Linked DNA regions of Homo sapiens: regions 2 and 3 are each linked to region 1. The links are chromatin contacts, found by Hi-C or POLR2A ChIA-PET in ENCODE. All regions are on one chromosome and are shown on one strand. Each heading gives the region's core, a stretch centred on a gene start or an enhancer-like site at or near the end of the contact. The rest is flanking DNA. Distances are from core to core; before and after follow the strand shown. Region 1 overlaps QTGAL (queuosine-tRNA galactosyltransferase). Region 2 overlaps LOC101929650 (a long non-coding RNA gene). Region 3 overlaps TBCD (tubulin folding cofactor D).

Region 1 (3,884 bases), core at 761-3,260:
CACATGAGGACGTGGGGGAGGGGAGAGGCCACGTGAGCACACAGGAGGCCATATGATCACGCAGGGGAGAGGCCACGTGAGCACACGGGGGAGAGGCCATGTGAGGATGTGGGGGAGAGGCCACGTGAGCACACGGGGAGAGGCCACAGAAGGACGCAGGGAGAGGCCACGTGATTATGCAGGGGAGAGGCCATGTGAGCACACAGGGAGAGGCCACAGGAGGACGCAGGGAGAGGCCACAGGAGGATGCAGGGAGAGACCACGTGATTATGCAGGGGAGAGGCCACAGGAGGACGCAGGGAGAGGCCACAGGAGGATGCAGGGAGAGACCACGTGATTATGCAGGGGAGAGGCCATGTGAGCACACAGGGAGAGGCTACAGGGTCGTGCAGGGAAAGGGTGCCATCTGCAAGCCACAGAGAGGCATGAGGAGGAACCCACCCTGCCAGCAGCCTGAGCTTGGACCTCCAGACCCAAGAACTTTAAGAACACAAATGTCTGTTGTTTAAGCTGCCCTGTCTGTAGTGTTCCTTTATGGGGGCCTGAGCTGGGACGGCGGGGAAGCAGGGATCCCCCCAGGAGACGTGCAGGGCAGCAGGGGTCCGCGTCACACCACTGTCTGCCTTCCCTTCTTGGTGAGTGCGGCCCACCCCGGGTAGCTAGAGCAGGAGCATGCATCTCAGCCCTGTCCACTTCCTTCAAGCTGCCAGGACCTCTGAGTCCCCTTCGTGGCCCTGCTGGGACCCCCTCCCTCGAGTTTCCAGAAGGGCCCAAGGCAACCTGGGAAGCCGGGTGGCGGTTCTGCCCATGCCTCCCCTTTGGGCCTCCCTGGAATCAGGAGATGCAGCCCCCTGGGGAAGGGACAGAAGGTACAAAGAGGGCCTGTCTCAGACAGGGGCGCTTTCAGGCAGGCACCACCCCAGGCCACTGGCATAGACAACTTTCACCTTTCGGTTTGTTTAGAATTAGCAGTGTTAATTTTACACAGCTCTGATTTAACGTTGTATGTGGTGACTATCCCATCAGGCATGTCAAACAGACACATCAAAAGTCAAATCAAAATATGCCACTTCCCACATCACAAATGTGACTCAGACAATGAACATAAAACTTGACTTGGTGGCTGAGTTACCTTATTAAAATAGTTGGAAGTGATTTCTGTTAATGTAACAGCTGAGAAATGGTTTAAATGAGATCTCTTCTTTGAACTTCACACGTTAATTCCCACTAACTTGCTAAAGGAAAATTCTATCTAAGAGGACCTACCTGATTTATTTGTTATGACTGGGTCTTCATGTTACCCCTCGATTCGGAACATGAATTTCTGGTTCAAACTGTGCCTCCTCCACTTCAATTACATCCTTGGTGTTTAGTGGCACCGTTTTCACGTGACTCCTGCTACCCAAGAATCAAAAGCAGCAGAAGCCCGTGCTCAGCAGGTCCTGAGGCTGCGGCGACCCCACGCCTCCCACTGCCCTAATACGCGGGACTGAATCTCCAAAGAGGAAAACCAAAATCAGGAGCCCAGGGTTGATCGGAGGCCAAAAGCTTCCACAATGAATATGGAATTTTTACTTCCCAGTTAAGAAGAAGAGAGGCCTTACGAGGTTTTCCATTTCCCTGCCCCGTGAGACAGCTGGCATTCTTTAAGAAAAGCATTAAAAATCATCGTGTATTCCAGGAAAGTGTGTGTCCCTGAAGAAGTGGCACATCCCAGAATCTCTGAACTCTGGTGATGGGAGGACCCAGGAGGGCTCCTCAGGAGGGTCCGGGCCTGTTCTCTGTGCACTCCAAGTGCTGAGTGCCTGGGATCAAAGCCCTCATGCTGTCTTCAGGAGCCCTGCTCAGAAACCTGACACCGGGCCAGGAGCTCAGGGCGAGGGACTCTGCACACCCTTTCAACGTGGGGGACCCTCTCCGCTTCCCAGCCAGGAAGCTGCACCAGACACTCACAAAGGTGACTTTGTGCCCGTGAACTCGGCTGCAGCCCACAGTTTGGGCTTGCTGCCGCCGGTGCAGACAGGAAATAGCTGCTCTGCGGCAGCCCGACCCCGTGGCCACAGAGCAGCCTCTGTTCCTTGGTAATCGTCAACATCTGGCAGGCACCTCCACGCCCCTCCGCCCCCACCATACGCTGCTGGCTGGAGGCTCCCGTGCAATGCCAGGTGTGTTGGGAGAGGACAGGCTATACCCACAAGCTGGGCTGGAAGTAAGGAAATCGCTTTAAAAGCAGGAAAACAAATTCGCTTCCCCACGCTTTAACCACTGGTACCTGTAAGAGGCCATCAATGGAATATTCATCTTCTCCAAATGTAAAAAGTAAATCTAAATGGAAGAAGGTCTTTTTCTTCCCCCGCTTTTCCGCGTGACACAGGATGTTATGGAATAGAACTTGAAAGCTGGTGAAGCAGATTTGATGCGGAAAGCAAAGCTCATCAAGGAACCCTGATCACTGTGAACTCACTTAATGGAATAGTTGATGCCGTCATCATAAACAGCACCAACGTTAGAAGCCAGTGATCCTTATACTAAGGTTTCAGTTTTACTGCAGATCAAAATTACATTTTCAAAATTCAGAAAGCATTTCATTACATGGTGCGATCACAAGAAATCCGTAATGTTGGGGCGTATTACTCCCACAACCTCGCTATTAGAGGTGGACGTCCTGGCACCCCTCATGGGGTGCAGAGCACCTTTCTCCTCTTGGACTGAGGTGTGCAGCTGGCTGCCCCCGCTCCTCCCTGTCCCACTAACCTGACCATACCCCCACGAGGCAGAGTGCCTTTCTCCTGCCCTGGAGTGGGGCTGACACAGTCTCGAACACCATAATCCAGGATGTTGAAATCCTGAAAGATCAAAATCCCTAAAGTCTAAAATCCCCCAAATCACAATCCTGAAAAATGTAGTTCTTGAAAAAATAATTTTAAAAATTCTTTACCCCATTTACCCTAATATAGTTATTACACTTTGCATGCCTTTATCAAAATATCTCATGTGCTCCATAATTATATACACCTACTATGTGTCCATAAAAATTTAAAAAATTCTTTATCTCAAATGTTAGCGAGAAAAAGGAAAAAATAAATAATGATTTGAAAGACATTTGCTTACAATTTTAAAAAGAAGACTTATTTGAGAAATGTACAAAAACATGACAGCATGCTTCATAGGCCACTTTACACAATAAAACAGACAATACTAACACACACATTTTTACAAGCATAAACACTCAAGTACACTAATGACAGTCACATGGGTATAACGGTTAATGAGCAGATGAACCGTATTCATAAAGAAATAGCTCCTGTCATCTGAAATATTCTGTTGGACAACCTAAGTCTTTGGACAAGATCCATCAAAAACCATGATGGTTGTATATGTGTGGTTTTATTTCTGAGATCTCTATTCTGTTCTGTTGGCCTATGTGTCTGTTTTTGTACCAGTACCATGCTGTTTTGGTTACTGTAGACTTGTAGTATAGTTTGAAGTCAGGGAGTGTGATGTCTCCAGCTTTGTTCTTTTTGCTTAGGACTGTCTTGGTTATACAGGCTCTTTTTCAGTTCTACATGAATTTTAAAGTAGTTTTTTCTAATTCTGTGAGGAATGTCAATGGTAATTTAATGGGAATAGCATTGAATCTATAAGTTACTTTGGGCAGTATGGCCATTTTCACGATATTGATTCTTCCTATCCATGAGCATGGAATATTTTTCCATTTGTTTGTGTCCTCTCTTATTTCCTTGAGCAGTGGTTTGTAGTTCTCCTTGAAGAGGTCCTTCACCTCCCTTGTTAGCTGTATTCCTAGGTATTTTATTCTCTTTGTAGCAATTGTGAATGGAAGTTCATTCATGATTTAGCTCTCTGCTTGTCTACTGTTGGTGTAT
Region 2 (3,884 bases), core at 676-3,175, 210 kb after region 1:
AGTGAGCGAAGAACCAGGGGGTCTCACAGAGCCCTGACTCAGGTGCTGAGGGTCCCCCTAACCTCCAGGCAATTCGGCCTGCACCCCCACCCCCGCTTCTTCTTGCCTCTTCTAGAAGAGAGGAGGGTGGCGGTAAGGCTGGAAGGGGGAAGAAAATCTGTTTCCCAAAGCCTCCAGGTGATTCAGCCAGAGTGAGACCAAATGGCTTGGGTCTTGGGTTTTCAGCTTCCTCACCTGTGCGGTGCAGGTGACAGCACCCCACTTCCTACTCTGTGGGCAGGTAACACCTGCGTGCTCTGAGAAGGGGAAAACATCTCCACCCTCCCCAGAGGCCTGCACGGCCGGAGGTCACAGTGAGGCGGCCACACGCCCCGGGCTCTTGCTCCGAGGGGACGCTGTCCCAACAAGAGGCCCCCTCACAGTCTGTCCTGACCCTGGCTCTGTGGCCCCTCCTTCTCCTTGATCAGGCCCCTCCCGGGTCTACCGGGATCTCTGGCTGCCCCCCGACCCCCTGCTGCAGCCCCAACCCTAGGTCTCCACAAAGACTTCGGGATGCCCCGTGAGCCCCTGGGTCCTGGACCCCTCTTCCTCCTCCAGCCCCTCCTCTCCCAGCTGCTCCTGGCTGCCCTTTAATTGCTCAGAGCTGTTCAGCAACCTGGCGCGTAGCTGGTACATAAGTGGCTGTTGGTTGGAGTCAAGTGAGTGATGGGGAGATGCTAAGAAGAGTGAAAGAAGCCTCGGCACCCGCCGGGAGCAGGTGCTGGGGGTGTGAGTGCCGCTGAATGAACGCGTCCTGGGACGGGATCCTGAAGCCCACCCTCCCGCCGGGCCCCCACAACCCAGAGCGCACACCAAACTTTCTACGTGTCTTTCCCGGTCAGCCTGAGCCCAAACCACCCATGTCCCTGAGCTTGTCCTTGTCTGAAAGAGGAGGGAAGTGTCTGTGTCCTCAGGAGCCCCTGGCCTTAAAGATAGGCACCCTGGCTCTGGCAGGCAGGTGGCCCCTGGCAGCCTCGCCCACGCCCGCGGTGACTAGCTCTCGGGCAAGCGATGCAAGTGCAGAAACCAGCTCTGTGTGGTCAGTGCCCCGGAGCTGCAGCGGCAGCAGAGGTCGGAACACCTTCCTCTGTGGGCACGCCACGGAAATTTAAAGACACAGGGTGCTCTTTCGCAAACTGGGCTCGTTGATTCTACAGGAGAAGGTAACTATTATTGAGTTTCTTCTTTTTCAGAATGAGTGGCATCCAAACCTGACTCATATTTCCAACTTTATTAATTTTTGCAAGACTTCGGAGGGTGCTCTGTGGCGATTAATATTGCTGAGCTGAGCACAGCTGCAGTACTTTCCTGTAAAACTGACTAAAGGAGAAGTTGGTGTCTTCCTCATACAAGAAATACATAAATCAGTTAAAAATAGTTCTCCGAGCGGATATGATGATGTCGTGGCCGTCACAGGAAACACATGAATCAGCCTCATCCTCAGTTCCAGGGAAGTGGGGACAGTCGGTGGTCCTTGGACCCCTCTTGGGGCGCGTGGGTGAGGCAGGGTCCCTCTGGCTTTACCTCATACCCGGACTGGCAAAGCTGCCTGGGAGGACAACTAAAACCATGCTCCTTTGATTCTGTGGACATTGCTAATTGCTGGGCGTTCATTTCTTGAATTCAGACCTTCTCATGAACCAGAGGAGCTGGCTCAGAAAAATGCCGGTGACGCATGGGCCTGAACTGGTCAGTGCAGCTCAGAGATGCTCGCCGTGGGGGACGTGCAGTTTGCCTGTGGGCCAGTTGTCCACCCGTCACCGTTACCCCGCTGAGGAAGCTGTGGGTGCCACCCAGAGAGCTTGGGTACAACACGGTCTCTGCTTTACTCATAAAAAGCCAAGACCTATGTGGTCATGGAGCGTTAAAACAGAAATTTCACACCACGCCGTACGGTCCCCGAGGCCAGGGTGTTGGCACATTTCACATCCAGGAGGTGCCGTCGCTGTCACTGGCTCAGCAAAGCCAGTGCCGAAGCCACTGCAACTGCCTGAGGCCCAGCGGTGGCTGGGAGCCAATTGGTGTCACTCGGTTACCACAGGGAAGGAGACGTGGCTGTAGAGGCTTGTCGCAGGTCACAGAGAAGGGACTTTTGGGCTCCAGGCCTAGTGGGTTCGAGTCAGCACGGTGTCTTCCCCGACACCAAACCCAAGGACCCTCAGCACTTCCTGACCTCAGGTTTCTATTTCTAGGGTGGGGAGTAGAGGTGAAGGGAAGCAAAGTCAGAGTTGAATATAAAGCTCCAGAAAAACTCAGCTCAGAATTGACTAGAGGGTTGAGAGCCTGAGATCCCTAAGGGGACATGTCAACCCAGGGCAGCCGCTGAGGGAGACTGACATGGTTTCCATGGTCCTTCCACTGGGCTGGGGCCCTCCCTGGGGAGTCTGTGCTGGGCTGGACCTTCTTCCCTGCCAGTGGCCTCTCCTGGCTGGTTGGGGAGCTCCGGGGGAGCAGACGGCAAGAGTCTTGTTTGGAAACATGCCCTTCCCAGGAAATCCCCAAAACAAAACCTGAGAAGATCTCCTGGAAGCTCAAAAGCAATTTTCTTTTCATATGTCGGGCCAATAAGAGTTAATTTCACCCAGTTTCTATATTTTCATGGGTCCTTAGAAGCTTTCTGACCCTGTGCCCTGAGACTTAGGGTCTGATGGCTGAAGGAACCTTGGTCCCAGGTCCCTCTCCTGTGGAGGGGCCGTCAGAGGGAGAGAAGAGCTCGCCCTGGTTCACTTGGCCTGTCCTGAAAGAGAACCAGGAGGGAGAGCAGCCTAGCATGGGTGCACACAAGCATATGTACAAACATGTGCTAGGGCAACTCACACACGTCCACATGCATGCACATACACACATGCCCACACCCATGCACACTTATGTGTGCACACAGATTCAGACTGTACCTGTACACTTCCACACTTCCACATGCATGCACATACACACATGCCCACACCCATGCACACTTGTGTGTGCACACACAGATTCAGACTGTACCTGTACACTTACTTCCACATGCATGCACATACATGTCCACGCCCATGCACACTTGTATGTGCTTGCACAGATTCACACGTGTACATGCACACACACATTAGCATGTCCTTGCATATGCACACATACACACATCTGACTTCACATTACATACACACATGTACATGCACATACATGACACACATGGCTCGAACTGGAGGGGAGGGTCCCAGTTGCTCCCCTCGCCTGACCATCTAGTAAGTGTTGTGCCCCATGCTGCCCCATCCTGGGCTCCTGGCCAGGCTCTAAGATTAACTAGAGAGGCTCTGTCCCTAAGAAAGGTCATGCACTTCAGGGTAGGTAAGGTGGACAGGCAAGGCCTGGTGACCTCGGCCCATCCTTGTGCCTCCAGAAGCCGTAACTCACCTCAAAGAGGTTTTCCTGCTGGAGGGAACTATCTCTGAGCAACAGGGGCAGACTTCACAGCTCAGGCGCCCTCCTGAAGGTAAGAGGCACTGGGCTCGCCTATCAAAGACACTCTCCTGTCCCCGCAGGTTCCCATATGTCCCATCAGGGAGCTGGGCTCCAAAGTCTCCCGCCCTGCTTCTCCTAGAGAATGCAAAGGCTGCCTCTCTTCCCTCCCAGTGTAACCTGACCCTCCTCTGTGCCCCTTGGCCACCCTTGCATCCTCTAGCTCCTTCTGACACCTTCTTTTTGACTGTTCACAGAGGGCAGGATCTGAAGCCTGCAGAGGTGACCCTTGGTGCCTTGTGCAAGGCTGGCCAGCAAGTAAGCATGACTTTTGGCTCTGCTGCCAGCTGGGCCATTTGATCTACACACACTTTTCTGCCTCTACCTGGAGTTAGGCGAGGCTCTCTATAGAA
Region 3 (3,884 bases), core at 429-2,928, 200 kb before region 1:
CGCAGTGGGAGGGGGTCCATGCTGTGACTGGGACCACCTGGCCTGAGGTTGGACTGGTGAAATGACAATGTTGGCACCTACATGTGTGTCAGGATCCATGTGGATATGTCCCGCACACCTGCTTCTTGGAATATTGTGTAAGCAGCTCTTCAGCTTCACGGCCTTCATGATCGTGTTCTGGGTGGGGAAGAATTAACCAGCCTACCAGCCCGTGGGGCCAAAGCAGTGTCCTTATAATCATCTGCACCTGGAACCAGGTGGCGATCCCACCGTAGAACCTGTGGCTCACAGGATCTGAGGTGGCTTCGAGGGCTTCTCTGCCCTCTAGGATTCCCTCATCCTTAGAAATTTAACCTTAATGAAATCCCTAATAAAACTCAGTGCTGTGGGGGAAAAACATCTCAGGTCAGGGGAGCAAATGGGAGGTCTAACAGGATGTGACCAGAGCTGGTTGTCTCCAATGGCTCTGCCCCGAGTGTGGTGCCTCTGCAGGGGAGGCCGTTAGCCCTGCCCCGAGTGTGGGTGCTGCTTTGGGAGGGGAGGCAAATTTGATCTCTGTCCGGTCTCTTAACGGGCTTCTAGGGGTCTCCTGCAGCTCTCGTCAGCCTGGCCTGGGAGCCTCCCCTCCTCTGCCGTCCCCACCCCATGCTGTTGGGTCAGCAGGATATCCCAGCCTTGGGGCTGGAGCCAGCTGTGGCTGCCCAGGGACTTGCAGGCAGGTGAGGCGTGCCACCTTCTGGCCAGGCTGGCTGTGGGAGAGGCAGCCTCCTGGTGAGGGGCTGTGGGCCACTGCGTTCAGGCTGCCTTGGAGGGCTCCACGGTGTCCCCTGGGTGCAGGGCTCCGAGTCCTTCTCGGCTTGGGAGGGTCTTGTGGCCACATGTGTCTAGTTCTGCAGTTTCTTTGTTGTGGGTTCGGTTCTTTACTTTTTTTTTTTTTTTTTTTGATGATCTTGTTGGTTTTCTCTAGATTGTTCCCAAGTTTTCTGTTCTTCCATCCCAAGTGGGAGACACGTGTTGCACAGCCTGCATTTGGAATACCCAGAGGGTGGGTGGGCGGGACGGCTCGCTGCCCCATTCCCCTCCTAGCTGCTGGGACAGGTGGGAATTCCTGTAGCAAAGTCAAACCAGCCAGGAGTGGGGAAGTGCTTTTTATTTTGACATCTCCAAGTTCCACGTTGAGGTGGAGAGACATTCGTTTTTCCCCTTCCTCCCGAGGTGTAAAACGGTCTTCTCAAAGGCTTAGGAGAGCCGAGCCCTGTGCCACCCCCCGGCATATGCTGGCAAAGAGTGAGGCGTGCTGTCCTGCCGTTTAGGGCAGAGCACCCAGGCGGTTTGGCAGCAGCACCTCAGAACTATTCAGAGATTTGCCCTCAGCAAGAGTGAGCAATTGTCTGACGCAGCCGGCTGAAATCCCTGGGAAGGGAATGAATGAAACTGCCGTGAAGCAACGCCTGGCGGGGCCGGGCTTCTGGCAGCTCCTGGGGCCAGCACGTCCCTTCCAGAGCGTCTGAAGCCCTGGGCGGCTGCTGGAGCATCTCGAGTCTTTCCAGAGTCATGTGTGTTGTTTCCTTCTGTCTCTTGGAAGGGTCCGTTTGGTCTGATCCAGGTTGCCTCAGCAGGAGGAAGTCGTGCTGGGTGCTGAGCGGGTGGGAGGTTTCACCTTGGGCTTGGCAGAGCTGCAGGCAGAGGCCGGGCGCCTGCTGTACATGATGAAACTTGCAGGTGGATTCTGCTTAGGGTTTCATCTGTTTCCTTTGATGCACTTGGCTTCATTGTCATCCACCTGTTCATTACTGTGGGCGAAACAGGTGAACTCTCAACAAGTACCATCGAAACCAGGATTTGATCTTCATTTCCCTCGAAGCGTAGTTCCCTTGCAGTGAGGGTTTTTAACTCCTGTGGGAGGGAAGCAAGTGTTTGGCAATGTAATTTCCCTGGAAGGCCCCTGTACTTCAGCTTTAAAAACACGCTTTGGTTTAGTCCCAATTTAAGCATTAAGATTAATGCAAATTGAGGAAATTCAAGGAAGGAGAAAAACACATTAAAAATGGAAAATGGGCTGGGCACAGTGGCTCATGCCGGTAATCCCAGCGCTTTGGGAGGCCGAGGCAGGTGGATCACTTGAGGCCAGGAGTTTGATACCAGCCTGGCCAACATGGTGAAACCCTGTCTCTACTAAAAATACAAAAAATTAGTTGGGCATGGTGGTGCGCGCCTGTAATCCCAGCTACTTGGGAGGCTGAGGCAGGAAAATCGCTTGAACCCGGGAGGTGGAGGTTGCAGTGAGCCGACATGGCGCCACTGCATTCCAGCCTGGGCAACAGAGCAAGACTCCATCTAAAAAAAAATTTACAAAAAGGAAAATGGCTGTCATTTCATGTGTGACTCTGCTTGCTGATTGATAGTTGTGCTCTCTTGGTTTCTAGTGCTCTGATTGGAAGATTGTCGACTGTGTGGAGTGGGTTTCTCCCTGTGTGTTCTCACAATGGCTGGGAGGCGGCGGCGGGGCTGGGGGACTCGGACTGCGAGACGGGGCTGTTGACTATGAAAGTGGTAATAGGATGCTCTTCCCCTTATCGGCTGTTAGGCTCGAGTCTCCCCTTTGCAGTGCGGTTTCTTTTTATTTTTATCATTGACAAAAGCACAACTCTTGTTAAAGGATAAAATAGTCACACACAACAGCATTAAAAACCAAGAAAGCCAAAGAACGCTGGCACTGTCAGCCTCACTCCCAGCTCCCGCTCGGCCCTTGTGAAGAGAGGTGCTGAAGCCACTCTGCTTTTTTATAGTTAATAAAAGCAGCCAGGTCCCCAAGTAGGAGTGGTTGTGGCCAAGAGTGTGTGGGCCGGGAACCAGGGCTTGAGCTGCTGTGAGCTGTGCCCAGGCCCTTTGCTGACTCCGTCTCTCCTGTGACCTGAGGCCAGGGTGAGCACCAGCGCCCGCCCCACCTGGGAGGGAAGCAGCAGACCTCTCACCGCAGAGGCTGGTGTGAGGCTAATTAGCACAGTCAGTCTTTGAAGATGAAAGAAGACAGCTGATTATCTAAAACATTTCACATTTAGGCTTTGATTTCTCTTCAGATTTGGGGAACAGCACCCTACTGTTTCATTTAGGGTTCAGTGTGGCCAGAGGAAGATGACCCACGTGGTCCTTTTTAGTTGTAGTGCTCTCTTGGGGCAAGGTTTTGGATGGAGAAAATAGGACAAGAGCAGTTTGAATGTGGGTACTTTCCAGAGATCATGCTCCTGTAGCATTTGGGTGAAACGAGGTACCCCAGGCCACGCTGGTTCGGTCTCCTCGTGGCGTTAAGGAAAGACCTGGAGCAGCCAGCTCCTAACACTCATTTCCCATCACTCAGCATTTTATGTGGGGCGGGCACAGTGCCGTGAGTCTTACAGAAACCTGCATGGTGAGCCGCACGCCTTTGAGTCCCCATCAGCCCTGGCCCATCCCTGCTGAGGTGGCGCGACCTGCTCACAGACGTGTGCTCACAGGCAGCCCGTCGCGGGGTCATGTGCTAGACGGGGAGGGGGCTTGGCGGGTCACCAGCCTCACCCCGCTCAGTTCTTAGATGAGGAAGAGACAGGCAGAGAGCTGGGCTGGGCTGCTGCTGAGTGGGCTAGAGCTGGGTCTCAGTGGCCCCTGCCCCAGTCGTCCTGACCTGTGGCCCCTGTGCAGGTTGGGGTGCCCCTGCCCTCTCCCCTGCCCCGCCCTCACCTGGCTCACAGACCCGTGATGCCTCACTGCCCACGCAGTCACCTTAGAGGCACCTTCCCTCTAAGGCAGATGTCCCTCAGGCTTTGGTCCTGGCTGTTGATATCTCAGCTCTGATTCACCCTTGACCTTTATTACCTGATTTCTGTCCTTGGTTCTCGAGCCCTCCT

What was found. A loop is a pair of places that touch in the nucleus more often than their neighbours do. ChIA-PET counts read pairs that join two places held with the same protein, here RNA polymerase II (POLR2A). Pooled maps may share reads with other maps.
Region 2: a loop to region 1 is called in a pooled map, with 4 times the contacts of the local background. The contact joins two enhancer-like sites. A Hi-C loop is called at or near these places in 5 of 50 pooled maps. POLR2A ChIA-PET finds 5 or more read pairs at or near these places in 3 of 52 experiments (CD8-positive, alpha-beta T cell, activated naive CD4-positive, alpha-beta T cell and activated naive CD8-positive, alpha-beta T cell).
Region 3: a map with no recorded cell type shows a loop between it and region 1 (2.3-fold over the local background). The contact joins two enhancer-like sites. A Hi-C loop is called at or near these places in 2 of 168 maps with a recorded cell type or tissue (CD4-positive, alpha-beta T cell and OCI-LY7), 1 of 37 single-sample maps with no recorded cell type and 6 of 50 pooled maps. POLR2A ChIA-PET finds 5 or more read pairs at or near these places in 1 of 52 experiments (CD8-positive, alpha-beta memory T cell).

What each region holds. Positions count from the first base shown.
Region 1 is chr17:82,984,206-82,988,089 of GRCh38, forward strand. All of the region lies in intron 6 of QTGAL (queuosine-tRNA galactosyltransferase), which reads right to left. Among named protein-coding and RNA genes, the nearest start is that of QTGAL, 66 kb to the right of the region's middle. RefSeq lists enhancers at 2-503, 1,908-2,202. Within about 2 kb of position 2,011, at least 4 of the 41 ENCODE cell types and tissues checked have a DNase peak (open chromatin) inside an H3K27ac peak, as active enhancers do.
Region 2 is chr17:83,198,571-83,202,454 of GRCh38, forward strand. The region is part of intron 2 of LOC101929650 (a long non-coding RNA gene); the gene reads left to right. It overlaps LOC105371948 (a long non-coding RNA gene), which reads left to right. Exons shown (of 3, transcript XR_933965.3): 3 at 1,233-1,416. Among named protein-coding and RNA genes, the nearest start is that of METRNL, 120 kb to the left of the region's middle. Within about 2 kb of position 1,926, at least 30 of the 41 ENCODE cell types and tissues checked have a DNase peak (open chromatin) inside an H3K27ac peak, as active enhancers do.
Region 3 is chr17:82,785,898-82,789,781 of GRCh38, forward strand. The region is part of intron 7 of TBCD (tubulin folding cofactor D); the gene reads left to right. Among named protein-coding and RNA genes, the nearest start is that of TBCD, 36 kb to the left of the region's middle. RefSeq lists an enhancer at 1,616-1,665. Within about 2 kb of position 1,679, at least 6 of the 41 ENCODE cell types and tissues checked have a DNase peak (open chromatin) inside an H3K27ac peak, as active enhancers do.